Regions from separate parts of the Homo sapiens genome. Here all the other regions are linked to region 3. The links are chromatin loops, found by intact Hi-C in ENCODE. Cell type or tissue: heart right ventricle. All regions are shown on one strand. Each heading gives the region's core, and the rest is flanking DNA. Links, peaks and the distances in the headings are about the cores only.

The links. Hi-C counts contacts between places; a loop is a spot of excess contacts. Peaks named below come from ENCODE experiments on the same cell type or tissue, not always from the same donor. Only the 100,000 strongest peaks of a DNase experiment are listed, where the experiment ranks them.
Region 1: it touches region 3 in a loop (2.3-fold over the local background); 2 of 110 quality-filtered maps call a loop at or near these places.
Region 2: a loop joins it to region 3, with 2.6 times the contacts of the local background. A loop is called at or near these places in 7 of 110 quality-filtered maps.

The regions. Positions count from the first base shown.
Region 1 is chr7:44,812,820-44,818,160 of GRCh38, reverse strand. No RefSeq gene overlaps it. Among named protein-coding and RNA genes, the nearest start is that of PPIA, 19 kb to the right of the region's middle. In heart right ventricle, for the core only: no CTCF peak of the experiment used is centred there; no DNase peak of the experiment used is centred there.
Region 2 is chr7:44,802,804-44,808,144 of GRCh38, reverse strand. It overlaps PPIA (peptidylprolyl isomerase A), which reads right to left. Exons shown (of 5, transcript NM_021130.5): 5 at 5,028-5,341. Among named protein-coding and RNA genes, the nearest start is that of PPIA, 8.8 kb to the right of the region's middle. In heart right ventricle, for the core only: no CTCF peak of the experiment used is centred there; no DNase peak of the experiment used is centred there.
Region 3 is chr7:44,690,769-44,696,051 of GRCh38, reverse strand. OGDH (oxoglutarate dehydrogenase) reads right to left here. Exons shown (of 23, transcript NM_002541.4): 11 at 2,048-2,227; 12 at 1,476-1,628; 13 at 1-27. Among named protein-coding and RNA genes, the nearest start is that of ZMIZ2, 55 kb to the left of the region's middle. In heart right ventricle, for the core only: no CTCF peak of the experiment used is centred there; a DNase peak (open chromatin) is centred at 2,011; H3K27ac peaks cover 2,162 bases.

The sequences.
Region 1 (5,341 bases), core at 154-5,153, 120 kb before region 3:
AGTTTTTTCTATGAAAAGCAGATTTAAAAAGAGTGGATTAACACAAATTGCTTTCTTTTTTTTTTTTTTTTTTTTTTTTGACAGAATCTCACTCTGTTGCCCAGGTTGGAGGGCAGTGGAACAATCTTGGCTCACTGCAACCTCCATCTCCTGGGCCAGCCTCCTGAATAGCTGGGACTACAGGCATGCACCACTACACCTGACTAATTTTTTTTTTTTTTTTGAGACAGAGTCTCTTGTTGCCCAGGCTGGAGTGCAATGGCTTGATCTTGGCTCACCGCAACCTCCGCCTCCTGGGATCAAGCGATTCTCCTGCCTCAGCCTCCAGACTAGCTGGGATTATAGGCATGCGCCACTACGCCTGCCTAATTTTGTATTTTTAGTAGAGATGGAGTTTCTCCATGTTGGTCAGGCTGGTTTCGAACCCCCTACCTCAGGTGATCCTCCCGCCTCAGCCTCCCAAAGTGCTGGGATTACAGGGGTGAGCCACCTCGCCTGATCTTTTTCTTTCTTTTTTCTTTTTTTTTTTGAGATGGAGTCTTGCTCTGTCGCCCAAGCTGGAAGGCAGTCGCACGATCTCGGCTCACTGCAACCTCTGCCTCCCAGGTTCAAGTGATTCTCCTGCCTCAGCCTCCTGAGTAGCTGGGATTACAGGCGCCCACCACTACACCTGGCTAATTTTGTATTTTTAGTGGAGATGGGGTTTCACCATGTTGGCCAGGCTGGTCTTGAACTCCTGACCTCAAGTGATCCTCCTGCCTCAGCCTCACTAAGTGCTGGGATTACAGGCATGAGCCACTGTGCCTGGCCTGATTTCTAGCTTTTGTTTTGGAAAATTGCCTAATAAGTAATAAAAGTAATAATGAATGGGCTGGATGTGGAGGCTCACACCTGTAATCCTGGCACTTTGGGAGGCCGAGGTGGGAGGATCACTTGTGACCAGGAGTTCAAGACCAGCCTGGCCAACATAGTAAACCCCTCATCTCTACTAAAAATACGAAAATTATGGCCTGGCATGGTGCCTCATACCTGTAATCCCAGCACTTTGGGAGGCCAAGGCAGGTGGATCACCTGAGGTCAGGAGTTCAAGATCAGCCTGGGCCAACGTGGTGAAACCCTGTCTTTGCTAAAAATACAAAAAAATTAGCTGGGTGTGGTGGCGGGCACCTGTAATCCCAGCTACTCAGGAGGCTGAGGCAGGAGAATCACTTGAACCCAGGAGGCGCAGGTTGCAGTGAGCCCAGATTGTGCCATTGCACTCTAGCCTGAGCAACAGAGCACGACTCCGTATCAAAAATAAATAAATAGCCAGGCGAGGTGGCTCACGCCTGTAATCCCAGCTACTCAGGAGGCTGAGGCAGGAGAATCGCCTGAACTTGGGAGGCGAAGGTTGCAGTGAGCAAAGATTGCGCCACTGCACTCCAGCCTGGGCGACAGGGCAAAACTCCATCTCGAAAAAAATAAAAATAAAAATAATAAATAAATAAATAAATAAATAAAAATACAAAAATTAGCCAGGTGTGGTAATGTGCACCTATACTCAACGCCGTCTCTACTAAAAATACAAAAATTAGCTGGGGGTGGTGGCGGGTGCCTGTAATCCCAGCTATTCAGAAGGCTGAGGCAGGAGAATCGCTTGAACCCAGGAGGCAGAGGTTGTAGTGAGCTGAGATAGTGCCATTGTACTTCAGCCTGTGAGACAAGAGCAAAACTCTGTCTCAGAAAAAAAAAAAAAAGTAATTTTTGAACAATATATTTGTTTAAGCACTTGGAGTGAGCCACATACTACTGATTTATTTTAAAATGTATGTTTTTGAAATTTTTCATATGTAATGCAGGTAAAAATAAGTCCTCTGGCCACAGTCCTTGAGCCTCTACTTGGAGACACCCACTGTGAAACATTTCTTCTCTGTCCTCCCAAGGATATTATAGTCACATGCAAGCATAAAGATACATTTAATTTTACTTTTTACAAAAACAGTGGCATATGTTATATTGCATTCTACTGTTCTTTGTTTTTCTAAATCTAACTTTACAAAATCTATGTCTACGTCTGTCTGAGGCTATTTTGAGGATGTACTACATTGGCCTTTATCTACTTTCTTTCTTTTTTTTTACGTCTGTCTTTTTTTTTTTTTTTTTTTTTGAGGCGGAGTCTCGCTCTGTCGCCTGGGCTGGAGTGCAGTGGCACGATCTCGGCTCACTGCAACCTCCGCCTCCTGGGTTCAAGCAATTCTCCTGCCTCCAGCCTCCTAAGTAGCTGGGACTACAGGTGCCCGCCACCATACTCAGCTAATTTTTATATTTTTAGTAGAGATGCTTGCATGTGCATAGAATATCCTTGGAAGGACAGCGAAGAAATGTTTCACAGTGGGTGTCTCCAAGTAGAGGCTCAATGACTGTGGCTAGAGAGGACTTATTTTTACCTGCATTACATATGAAGAGTTTCCGCCTGCCTTGGCCTCCCAAAGTGCTGGAACTACAGGTGTGAGCCACCATGCCTGGCACATTGGTCTTTTTTTAAAAAATAGAGACAAGGTCCATGCCTGTAATCCCAGCACTTTGGGAGCTGAGGCGGGCAGATCACGAGGTCAATAGATCGAGACCATCCTGGCCAACATGGTGAAACACGTCTCTACTAAAAATACAACATTAGCCGGGCCTGGTGGCGGGCCTCTTTAGTCCCAGCTACTCGGGAGGCTGAGGCAGAAGAATCGCTTGAACCCGGGAGGCGGAGGTTGCAGTGAGCCGAGAATGCGCCACTACACTCCAGCCTGGCGACAGAGCAAGACTTCGTCTCAAAAAAAAAAAAAAAATTACGACAACATCTCACTTGGTTTCCCAGGCTGGTCTCGAACTCCTAGGCTCAAGTGATCCTCCCACCTTGGCCTCCCAAACTGCTGAGATTACAGGCATGAGCCACAGCACCCAGCCTACACTGGTCTTTTAACAATTACTTCTATCTCGTCATGTTGGTGGTTTCAGCAGGACAGCAGTGCCTCCAGGAGGCACTTTGAAGATTTGTGGGCCTCCAACAGTGGTTGGGGAGATGTTGCACATCTTGTCATGCATGGCACTGTCCACATGACTGAAATGTCCAGCCAGATGTTCATGTACATGAATAACTCATTTATCATTGCCTAAGTCTAGAACTCTATTTTACATATAAACACAAAGGGGTTTGGTTGTAGTTTTGCTTGTTAAAAGTTTTAACATCCCTGACATTCTCCAGGCCTGTAAACTGCTGTGTAATCAGAGAGAAGAATGAACTTTATTTTACTTATTTACTTTTATAAATTTTTTTCTTTGGAGATGGGGTATCCCTATGTTGACCAGGCTGGTCTTGAACTCCTGGCCTCAAGTGATCCTCCCATCTTGGCCTCCCAGAGTGCTGTGATTACGGGCATGAGCCACTGTGCCTGGCCAAAGCATGAACTTCACCTTCATTGTTTGGAATTTTGTTGAGTTGTTCATCACTTCTGGAAGTCAGCTGGTGTCACCTGAGATACTGAAAGACACCTAAACTGCACTCCTTGCTACAAGCAGTTACAGCAGGATGGACTCGACCTCTCACTGTACCCTCTCCAGTGATCTTAGAGACCCAAGCATTTACAGAGTGAAACATGCCAGGCACAGTGGCTCACGCCTGTAATCCCAGCACTTTGGGAGGCTGAGGCAGGCAGATCACCTGAGATCAGGAGTTCGAGACCAGTCTGACCAACATGGAGAAACCCCGTCTCTACTAAAAATACAAAATTAGCTGGGTGTGGTGGCGCATGCCTGTAATCCCAGCTACTCGGGAAGCTGAGGCAGGAGAATCGCTTGAACCCAGGAGGCGGGGGTTGCGGTGAGCCAAGATCACGCTATTGCACTCCAGCCTGGGCAACAAGAGTGAAACTCCCTCTCAAAAATAATAATAATAATAATAATAATAATACAGAGTGAAACACATATTATTTCATCATCAGGGATTTCCCTTTCCTTTGTCCTTTATTGTCTAGTTAGACCTTACTGATCTTTAAAAATGTTGTAAGAAAGTCACACCCATAATTTGAGTTCAGGGCAGTAAAAGGAAGCAGTGGATCTGTAAGGCTATTATAAATTAATAGGCGGGGCGCGGTGGCTTACGCCTGTTATCCCAGCATTGTGGGAGGCTGAGGTGAGCAGATCACCTGAGGTCAGGAGTTCGAGACCAGCCTGGCCAACATGGTGAAACCCCGTCTCTACTAAAATTACAAAAATTAGCTGGGCATGGTGGCGGGCATCTGTAATCTCAGCTACTCAGGAGGCTGAGGTAGGAGAATTGCTTGAACCGGGGAGGTGGAGGTTGCAGTGAGCTGAGATCACACCACTGCACTCCAGCCTGGGAGACAGAGTGAGACTCCATCTCAAAAAATAAAATAAAATAAAATAATATAAAATAATAAATTAATAGAGAACTGTAATTTGTTTAGCCAGTCCCCTATGATGAATATTTATACTGTTTCCTAAAATTGCATTTGTACATAACCATTGATTCAAACAAAGCAAGAAAATTTAAAACATGAAGGAGAAAAAATAGTATTTCAGAATTTAAGGTTCTAAAGATAACCAATCTCATTTCCTCTTGCATTTATTTATATTTTATATTAATATATGTGTGTGTATATATATTTATTTATTTATTTATTTATTTATTTTGAGATGGAGTTTCGCTCTTGTTGCCTAGGCTGGAGTGCAATGGCGCGATCTTGGCTCACTGCAACCTCCACCTCCCAGGTTCAAGTGATTCTCCTGCCTCAGCCTCCCGAGTAGCTGGGATTACAGGCATGTGCCACCATGCCCGGCTAATTTTATATTTTTAGTAGATACGGGGTTTCTCCATGTTGGTCAGGCTGGTGGTCTCAAACTCCCAACCTCAGGTGATCCGCCTGCCATGGCCTCCCAAAGTGCTGGGATTACAGGCGTGAAGCACTGCGCCCTGCCGTATTTTTTTTGAGACAGTCTTGCTCTGTTGTCCAGGCTGGAGTGCAGTGGTGCAATCATGGCTCACTGCAGCCATGACCTCCTGGGCTCAACCAATCCTCCTGCCTCAGCTTCCTGAGTAGCTAGGACTACAGGCATAAGCCATCATATCCTCCTCTTTCATTTAAAGTAATCCTGTCATTAAAGCAGATTTACTTTTCACCACTGACATTACTATCCTGGCCCAAGCCCCTTTCCTCACTCCTGGATGATGCAGTAGTCTCCAGATTTCACTCCGCCACATAGTCTATCCTCAACAGACTTCAGTCAAAGTGACCTTTTTAAGAATGGTGGCTTAGGCCGGGCGCGGTGGCTGATGTCTGTAATCCCAGCACTT
Region 2 (5,341 bases), core at 271-5,270, 110 kb before region 3:
AAATTATACCTTAATAAGAATGATTTTAAAAATACATCCTCATAGAAAGAGCAGGATTGAAATAGAATTTTTTTTTATTTCTTCAAAAAAAAAAAAAAAAAAAAAAAAAACAGGCCAGGCATGGTGGCTCACACCTGTAATCCCAGCACTTTGGGAGGCCGAGGTGGGCAGATCACCTGAGGTCAGGAGTTCGAGGTCAGCCTGATCAACATAGTGAAACCCCATCTCTACTAAAAATACAAAAATTAGCTGGGCATGGTGGTGCCTCCCAGCTACTTGGCAGGCTGTGGCAGGAGAATCACTTGAACCTAGGAGGTGGAGGTTGCAATGAGCTGAGATTGTGCCATTGCACTCCAGCCTGGGTAACAAGAGCGAAACTCTATCTCAAAAAAAAAATAATAAAAATATGGAATACATGTGTAGAACATGCGGGTTTGTTACATAGGTATATGTGTGCCATGGTGGTTTGCTGCACCTATTAACCCTGAAATAGAATTTTATTTATTTATTTATTTTGAGACAGAGTCTCGCTCTGTTGCCCAGGCTGGGGTGCAATGGTACGATCTTGGCTCACTGCAGCCTTCATCTCCCAGGTTCAAGCGATTTTCCTGCCTCGGCCTCCTGAGTAGCTGGGATTACAGACATGCACCACCATGCCTGGCTAATTTTGTATTTTGAGTAGAGATGGAATTTCACCATGTTGGCCAGGTTGGTCTCGAACTCCTGACCTCAAGTGATCTGCCCACCTCGGCCTCCCAAAGTGCTGAGATTACAGGCATGAGCCACCGTACCTGGACTGAAAAAGAATTTTAAAAAGCAATAAACATAAAAACACATTATAAGAACAAGGGGGAACATCTGACTGTGAACCAGATATTATAGATTTTACAGATTTTCTGAGGTGGAGAAAGGCATTGGCTGACTTTCCCAGAAATAGTTCTTGTGTTCTCAAAGACCCTGAGGCCACACTCTAACCCAGCCTGCTCAACTTGCCTTCTCCTGGGAGCCTGCCTCATAATAGTGGCAATTTCGACCTTTCTTTGCACAATTAGGTTTGTGCTTGCTTCTCACTTTTTCTCAATATGTTTTTAGGGACACAGGTGCTAGAGATTGATGAACACAAAAATTGGAATCATGGGCTGAGCACGCCTGTAATCCCAGCACTTTTGGAGGCCGAGGCAGGAGGATCACCTGAGGTAGGGAGTTCGAGACCAGCCTGACCAACATGGAGAAACCCAGTCTCTACTAAAAATACAAAATTAGCCGGGCATGGTGGCACATGCCTGTAATCCCAACTACTCGGGAGGCTGAGGCAGGAGAATCGCTTGAACCTGGGAGGCGGAGGGTTGCGGTGAGCCGAGATTGCATCATTGCACTCCAGCCTGGGCAACAAGAGCAAAACTTCATCTCAAAAAAAAAAAAAAAAATTGGAATCATGGTTCCCTCTGAAGAGGAAAGAGCGTGCAACTGAAGAGGGCTTGCAAAGGGCATTTCTGGGATACTAGTAGATATGCTGGGGTTCTTTTTATTTCTGGTCTTTAAACTGTATTTTATAGACTTGTGGTAGGCAACTCTTAAAGATGGTCCCTTATCCCCACCTCTATAAATTGGGTTTCATCATGTTGGCAAGGCTGGTCTCGCACTCCTGACCTCGTGATTCACCCGCCTTGGCCTCCCAAAGTTCTGGGATTACAGGCATGAGCCACCATGCCCGGCCGCCTGGGTAATTTTTCTGTTTTTAATATAGACAGAGTTTCACCATGTTGCACAGGCTGGTCTTGAACACCTGGGTTCAAGCGATCTGCCTGCATTGGCCTCCTGGGTGCTGGGATTACGGGCGTGAGCCACCATGCCCAGCCTAGAATATTTGTAAAGGGATCAGAAGGGGTCTATCACACAGTTACTGTGATATTTCTTCTGAGCCTTCTCTGAACCAAGCTTTAGCCTAGGTACTGGGATACACTGGTGAAAAGCTAGACAAATCCCTGCTGGGTGTTTACACACTAACAGAACTGTTCATGCATGTACCATGTGCTAACCACTCTTCTAAGTACTTCATATCTAATCCCCACAACTCTGAGAAGCAGAGTTTTTAGTTTTTTGGTTTTTTTTTTTGAGCTGGAGTCTTGCTCTGTCACCCAAGTCTGGAGTGCAGTGGCACAATCTCCGCTCACTGCAACCTCTGCCTCCCGGGTTCAAGTGATTCTGGTGCCTCTGCCTCCCAAGTAGCTGGGATTACAGGGGCGTGCCACCACGCCCAGCTAATTTTTGTATTTTTAGTAGAGACGGGGTTTCACCATGTTGTCCAGGGTGGTCTCAAACTCCTGATCTCAGGTGATCTGCCTGCCTCAGCTTTCCAAAGCGTTAGGATTACAGGCGTGAGCCACCACGCTGGGGCAAGTATCTTTTTTTTTGTTTGAGACGGAGTCTCTGTCATCCGGGCTGGAGTGCAATGGGGCCAATTTCGGCTCACTGCAACTTCCACCTCCCAGGTTCAAGCGATTCTCCTGCCTCAAGCCTCCTAAGTAGCTGGGATTACAGGCGCATGCCACCATGCCTGGCTAATTTTTGTATTTTTAGTAGAGACGGAGTTTCACCATGTTGGTCAGGCTGGTCTCGAATTCCTGGACTCAGGTGATCCACCCGCCTCAGCCTCCCAAAGTGCTGGGATTACAGGTCTGAGCCACTGTGCCCGGCCCTGAGTATCTTCTTATTCACTGTGTAAGGCGTGGATATATACAGCAAACTCACAGTGTGGTCTAGGCAAACTCCCGCCTCTCAGCTTGTAAGTTTCCTAAGGGTTTCCATGAGAGCCTCCAACCAGCAGAAAAATGATGGGTTTTCCTGGTTACCTTTCTTCCAAGCTCCACTTCTTTCTCAGGGTAGCCATTTGAGACCTTTCTGACCAGGTCAAATCTTACTACACAAGCTGATGCCGCAATACCAGCTTGGCATCTGACTCACTTTCCTTTTTCTTTTTTTTTTGAGACAGCATTTTGCTCTTTTGCCCAGGCTGGAGTGCAATGGTGCGGTCTCGGCTCACTGCAATGTCCACGTCCGCAGTAGCTGGGATTACAGGCTAATTTTTTGTATTTTTAGTAGAGACGTAGTTTCACCACGTTGGTCAGGCTGGTTGCTAACTCCTGACCTCAGGTGATCCACCCGCCTTGGCCTCCCAAAGTGCTGGGATTACAGGCATGAGCCACCATGCCTGGCCCGGCCTTCCTTTCAAAAGGTCTGTTGAGGGAGGAAATTGTCTACTTTGGCACATAATTATCTTCCCAGTGGTTGGGCATGGTGGCTCACACCTGTAACCCAAGCACATTGGGAAATGGAGGCAGGAGGATTGCTTGAGGCCAGTTTTTTGTTTTTTTCTTTGAGACAAGAGTCTCACTCTGTCACCCAGGCTGGAGTGCAGTGGCATGATCTTGGCTCACTGCAAGCTCTGCCTCCCAGGTTCACACCATTCTCCTGTCTCAGCCTCCCAGGTAGCTGGGACTACAGGCACCTGCCACCATGCCCGGCTAACTTTTTGTATTTTTAGTAGAGACAGGGTTTCACTGTGTTAGCCAGGATGGTCTCCATCTCCTGACCCCGTGACCCGCTCACCTCAGACTCCGAAGGTGCTGGGATTTCAAGTGTGAGACACCGTGCCCGGCCGAGGCCAGTTTTTCAGACTAACCTGGACAACATAGCAAGACTTTTTTTTTTTGATACTGGGTCTTTCTCTGTCACCCAGCTGGAGTGCTACCACAGCTCACTGCACCCTCGACCTCCCAGGCACAAGGGATCCTCCCACCTCAGACACCTGAGTAGCTGGGACCACAGGCATATGCATCCACATCCAGCTTTCTTTTTTGAGACAAAGTCTCACTCTTGTCCCCCAGGCTGGAGTGCAATGGCCCAATCTCAGCTCACCGCAACCTCCACCTCCCAGGTTCAAGGATTCTCCTGCCTCAGCCTACCAAGTAGCTAGGATTACAGGTGCCTGCCACTATGCCTGGCTAATTTTTTTTTGTATTTTTAGTAGAGATGAGGTTTCACCAGGTTGGCCAGGCTGGTCTCAAACTCCTGACCTCAGGTGATCCGTCCACCTCGGCCTCCCAAAGTGCTGGGATTACAGGAGTGAGCCACCACACCTGGCATCCCAGCTTATTTTCTTATTTGTAGAGTCAGGGTCCCCCTATATTGCCCAGGCTGGTCTCAAACTCCTTGGCTCAAGGTCCTCAGGCCTTGGCCTCCCGAAGTGCCGGGATTACAGGTATGAGACACCACAGCCGGACCTTTTTTTTTTTTGGGACAGAGTCTCTCATATTCTGTCTCCCAGGCTGGAGTGCAGTGGCACGATCTTGGCTCATTGTGCTTTCTGGTTTCAAGCAGTTCTCCTGCCTCAGCCTCCCAAATAGCTGGGATTACAGAAATGCACCACCATGACCATGTAATTTTTGCATATTTAATAGATGGAGTTTCTCTACGTTGGCCAGGCTGGTCTCAAACTACTGACCTCAGGTAATCTGCCTGCCTTGGCCTCCCGAAGTGCTGGGATTACCGAGGCCCGGCCCAAGTATTGAACTCTAATACCAGATGTCAGGGATCACGCTGGGCACTGGAGAAATTAAAAAAAAAAAAAAAAAAGGAATGGGGCTGGACGCGGTGGCTCACGCCTGAAATCCTAGCACTTTGGGAGCCCAAGGCGGGCGGATTACCTGAGGTCTGTTTGAGACCAGCCTGGCCATGAACATGGTAAACCCCTACTCTACTAAAAATACAAAAAATTAGCTGGGTGTGGTGGCATACACCTGTAATCCCAGCTACTCTGGAAGCTGAGACAGGAGAATCGTTTGAACCTGGGAGGCAGAGGATGCAGTGAGTGGAGATAGTGCCATTGCACTCCAGCCTGGGCAACAAGAGCCAAACTGTCTCAAATAAAAAAGAAAAAAAAAGTTAAATACTTGGATGAATAAAAGCAGTTAATGACAACGTGGTGAGGCTATTCTGTTAATTAATGGAATAAGAAATACTAGGGATAATGAAAAGATGTTTGATGTTTATTTCCACCTTGCACTCAGGTCTGAGCCACAAGTACATTAAGACATTGAATGGTATCACCCAGGGAATACGTAACCAGACAACACACAAGACTGAGATGCACAAGTGGTGGTGGTGGTAATTCACGCAGAAGGAACCAGACAGTAAAACAAAAATTGCCCAACACACCAAATGATCAAATCCGCCACCTCTAGGATAGGCAAACTTGATTGCTGGGTTAAGAACCCTAGAGGTCTGTTAAGGTGGGCAGAGAAGGGGTTTTCTCAGCTTAGATTGTCCTGACATCTAACTG
Region 3 (5,283 bases), core at 1-5,000:
GATCTTATCATACTTGGAAATTTCCTCCTGGAGGGTTGGGCACAACACAGCGTGACTGGCACAGGGCATGACTACTGCACACGCCCACCTGTACCCCCACACTTTCTGACAGCCACCACGCAAGCCCAACCATACCCCTGGCACAACTCCCGTGCATGCCCACCCATAGTCCCACACTTCGTGGATGCAAAACATCTCAGCCTCTGGGCCTGCTCCTTCTCAATAGGCATAACACCTTTCTAAGATTTTATTCTTTTCACTCCCAAAAGTTTCTTCCTCACATTTGCTGGGTAGAGATTCTGCTCGGAGTTTGAACCCCTAACCCTTCACCACTTTTTTTTTTTTTTTTTGAGACGGAGTCATGCTCTGTCACCAGGCTGGAGTGCAATGGCGCGATCTTGCCTCACTGCAACTTCCGCCTCCCGGGTTCAAGCGATTCTCCTGCCTCAGCCACCTGAGTAGCTGGGACTACAAGTGCGTGCCACCACGCCCAGCAAATTTTTGTATTTTTAGTAGACGGGGTTTCACCATGTTGGCCAGGATGGTCTCGATCTCTTGACCTCATGATCCACCTGCCTCAGTCTCCCAAAGTGCTGCAATTACAGGCATGAGCCACCACGCCCAGCCCACCACATTTTTTCTTAAGAACTGGTCCAGGCCAGGCGCAGTGGCTCATGCCTATAATCCCAGCACTTTGGGAGGCCAAGACAGGCAGATCACTTGAGGTCAGGAGTTCAAGACCAGCCTGGCCAACACGGGGAAACCCTGTTTCTACTAAAAATACAAAAATTAGCTAGGCGTGGTGGCTCGCACCTGTAATCCCAGGTACTTGGGACGCTGAGACATGAAAACTGCTTGAAGTAAGGAGGTGGAGGTTGCAGTGAGCTAAGATCATGCCACGGCACTCCAGCCTGGGTGACAGAGCTAGACTCCGTCTCAAAAAACAAAACAAAACAAAAAAAAAACTGGTTCACAAAGCTCTGTCTCCAGCATAGGCTACAGGCTATCAGGTTGTTCTGATCTGGGATCTGTCCTGTTCCCATGCTCAGATATAGCTCCTCACACCCACCCTCTCCCTCTCTAGGGCAGCTGCTTGGCCTTCCCACTCACAACCAACCAGCACTTACTATCCAGATTACAACAGGCCCCTTACCAAGCTGGATCCACCACCCACCTCTCAACCATGCACAATTTGTGAAATCTGAGAAAACCTACTGGGCTGCTACTACCTCAACCTGAAAACATCCCCTTCCCTTCCCCAAAACACTGTTTAAGGCCCACTTCCTTTATAAAGCATCTCAGTGGCCCAGATTCTCCAAAAAGTTATGCATTGAAATGCTGTAGTTGTAAATATTTCACATCCTCTCACGTGTATCCTCATAACTGGCAAAAGTGAGAACTGGCCCTGTGGCCCACCTTTTCTAGTCATCGCCAGCCCTGGAAAGGCGCACTGGGATAGAGCCGCAGGGACGTACCTCATACTCAGGCTGGTTGACCACACCCTGCGACACCAGCAGCTCAGCGTACTTCTGTAACACAGGCTTCTGCTTGCGGATCTGCTTGTACATGAGCGGCTGCGTGAACATGGGCTCATCCATCTCGTTGTGGCCGTTGCGCCGGTAACACACCTGCTCAGAGCAGTGAGAGGATGTCAGAGACAAGGGCTGGCCCCTTGGGAAGAAGTGCTGTTCAGGCACCTGCCCCATCTCTCCTAGGTGATGGCCACGTTCTTCATTCCTCATGCCTGCCCTGGAGTTTACCTTCTCTAGAATTAGGATTCTGTGTATCTCTCCTTCACACAGTAGAGCTGCTCTGTCAATGAGGAGTGGCCCTCCTCACCACCACAGCTCCTGCCTGGGAAGCATTCCTTGGTGCTTACAGGCCTGAACTATTTGGAGCTCAAAGGAACCAGCATGAGGCCTGGCAGTAGAGAGCCCTGAGGTGACTCATCTAGACAAGCTCCTCTCCTTGGGACACAGGGGTGCCGAGGGCAAGAGGGGTGGGTCAGATGCTCTGCCCAGGACGTGCTGTCCCCAGAGTCACTCACCAAATCGACAACCACGTCCTTGTGGAAGGTGCTCCTCCACTCGGCCGCCACTTTGCACACGTACATGACAGCCTCGGGGTCATCTGAGTTCACGTGGAAAATGGGGGCATTCACCACTCGGGCCACGTCAGTGGGGTAGGGGGAGGAGCGGGCCATCCGAGGGTCGGTGGTGAAGCCGATCTGCAAGGAACATGTAGCCTAGCAAGAGGGCACCTGGCACAGCCGGCACAGGGACCAGAGGGCGGGGCTGAGGCCGGGCATGGCATGCACTTGCCATCTGGCTACTCTGAGTACGTACCCCAAAATGGCTGTTTACACTTTTTCTTTTCCTTTGTTTTTTCCTATTCTGATAACAAAATCCATATATATTTAACATAGAGAATTTAAAAGACATAGTATGAAAAGTTAAATTAAGTTACCTATAATTCCACAGGCTATGGGGTAAATATTCTGATGTTTTCCTTTCCAGATTATTTTCTTTGTATGCATATATATGTAAATAAATACTTAAATTTGGGATCTTATTATTTCTATTATTTTGATTAATTCTTTTTATTTTTTGTAGAGATAGGGTCTCACCATGTTGCCCAGGCTGGCCTCAAACTCCTGGGCCTAAGTAATCCTCCTGTCTCGGCTTCCCGAAGTGTTATTATAGGAGTGAGGCACTGTGCCCAGCCTAAGAATTTTTTTTTTTTTTTGAGACGAAGTCTCACTCTGTTGCCCAAGCAGAGTGCAATGGCGTGATCTCAGCTCACTGCAACTTCCACCTCCCGGGTTCAAGCGATTATCCTGCCTTAGCCTCCCCAGTAGCTGGGAATACAGGCACGCACCACCATGCCTGGCTAATTTTTGTTATTTTTAGTAGAGACGGGGTTTCACTATGTTAGCCAGGCTGATTTTGAACTCCTGACCTTGTGATCCACCTGCCTCAGCCTCCCAAAGTGCTGGGATTACAGGAGTGAGCCACCACGCCCAGCAAGAATTTTTTTTTTTTTTTTAAAGAGAGAGTCATGGTCTGTCAACCAGACTGGAGTGCAGTGGTGCAATCGTAGCTCACCTCTCATGCCAGCCTTCTGTGTAGCTGGTGTTATAGGTGTGCACCACCAGGCCCAGCTAATTTTTAAATTTTTTTTGTAGAGATGGGGTCTTGCCATGTTGCCCGGGCTGGTCTTGAACTTTGGGGCTCAAGTGATCCTTCTGCCTCGGCCTCCCAAAATGCTGGGATTACAGGTGTGAGCCACAGTACCCAGCCAGAAAAGAAAATTTAAAGGCTTCATAACATTCCCTACCAGTTAGATGTACCAAAATTTAATGATATATTCATAATTTTATGGTTTGCATTTAAATTTTTATCTTATGATATATTTCAAACACAAAGCATGATAATACCACACTGCTCATCCTTAACGCCTTCACCTAACATGAACAAATCCCAACGGTTTCGCCATATTTGTTAGTGGACCAAAATGTTTCTGTCACAGAGGCTCAAGCCCGCAGGCCTCCTTACCCTTAAATCAGAGGAGGACACTGCCACAAGTTGCTATTTGTACTTCATATGTCCGTAAACAGTATATAGTATCTTCTGAGGCTTGTTGGTAACTTTGCAGTTTGCCTTTTAACATTTGCTTTTATGATACACCCAGGTTGAAACATGTAGCTATACTTCCTTTAGTCTCTACTTTCCAGTGAAACTTAACCAGACACAGTATACCCCACAGAGTATTTATCCATTCTCCTGTTGGTGGACATTTCTTTTGTTTCCAATTTGTGGTAAACACAATGTTGCTGTACACATCCTTATACAAATTTTCTCCCTCAAACGCTGAGTTTTTTTGCAATCTAATCCTAGAAAGGGAAAACTGAGCCACAGGCATGAGCATTTAAAATTTTTCTAAATGCTCTCCTGAGTAGCTGTTCTACTTACACTCCTACTAGCAGCATATTAATATCCTGCAATTTCCATTTACCATACTGTGACCATTTCCCCAGGATATCAAACTTTTTTTTTTTTTTTTTTTTTTTTAAGACAGAGTCTCATTGTGACTCCCAGGCTGGAGTGCAGTGGTGCACCTCTGCTTACTGCAAGCTCCACCTCCCGGGTTCACACCATTCTCCTGCCTCAGCCTCCTGCGTAGCTGGGACTACAGGTGCCTGCCACCATGCCTGGCTAATTTTTTGTATTTTTTTTTTTTAGTAGAGATGGGGTTTCATGGTGTTAGCCAGGATGGTCTCAATCTCCTGACCTTGTGATCCCCCGCCTCGGCCTCCCAAAGTGCTGGGATTACAGGCGTGAGCCACTGTGCCCGGCCATTCCCTAGGATATTAATCTTTTTTAGTGGTTGTTTAATATCCCTTCCTATGGCTTTGCCAAATTTTATGCAAAGACGCTTCTGCTGTTGGACATAGGTTTGTTTCCTAACTTTGTGGTAGCGCAAATATGGTTTTGACAAAAACCTTTTTTTTTTTTTTTTTTGAGAGAAGGTCTCACTCTGTTGCCCAGGCTGGAACGTAGTGGTGTGATCACGGCTCACTGCAGCCTTGACCTCCCGGGCTCAAGCAATCCTCCTGCCTCAGCCTCCTCAGTAGCTGGGACTACAGATGTGTACCACCACGCCTGGCTAATTTTTGTTTTGTTTTGTTTTGTGTAGAGACAGGGTCTCACTTTGTTGCCCAGGCTGGTCTTGAACTCCTGAGCTCAAGCAATCCTCTTGCCTTGGCCTCCCAAAGTATTGGGAACAGGTTTGAGCCATTGCATCTGGCAGACAAAGAGTCTTATGAAAAAATATTTACCATCAGATGGCTTCCTTAGGTGAAATTTCTGGAAGGGAATTTCTAAGTATGTTCTAAAAGAAATAAGAGACTCAGCTAAGAAGTTACTTCCTCTCCTTCTACAGATCTTCCTGATGCCACACTACCTCATGAGCAATGAGTCAAAGCAGTAAAGAGATAAAGAAAATATTAGCAAAATCTAACTCTATATTTATGTTTAATGGCTTTTACATAATCTCCCTTCTCACACTGACTAAAGAAATGATCAGAAATAGTCAGACACTGATGAGATTAAAAAAAAAATGGTGTATCAGAGCCTGACACATAAGAGAGCCCTGAACAATCTCAGCTGGTATTGAAGCCAGCATTGCCCATCTTGGGCTTCAGCATGTAAAGAAGGGCCTGCAGCAGGAAGTCAGTGATCATAACATGCCTTACTGCTAGAACCTCACAGAAAGAAACCCATT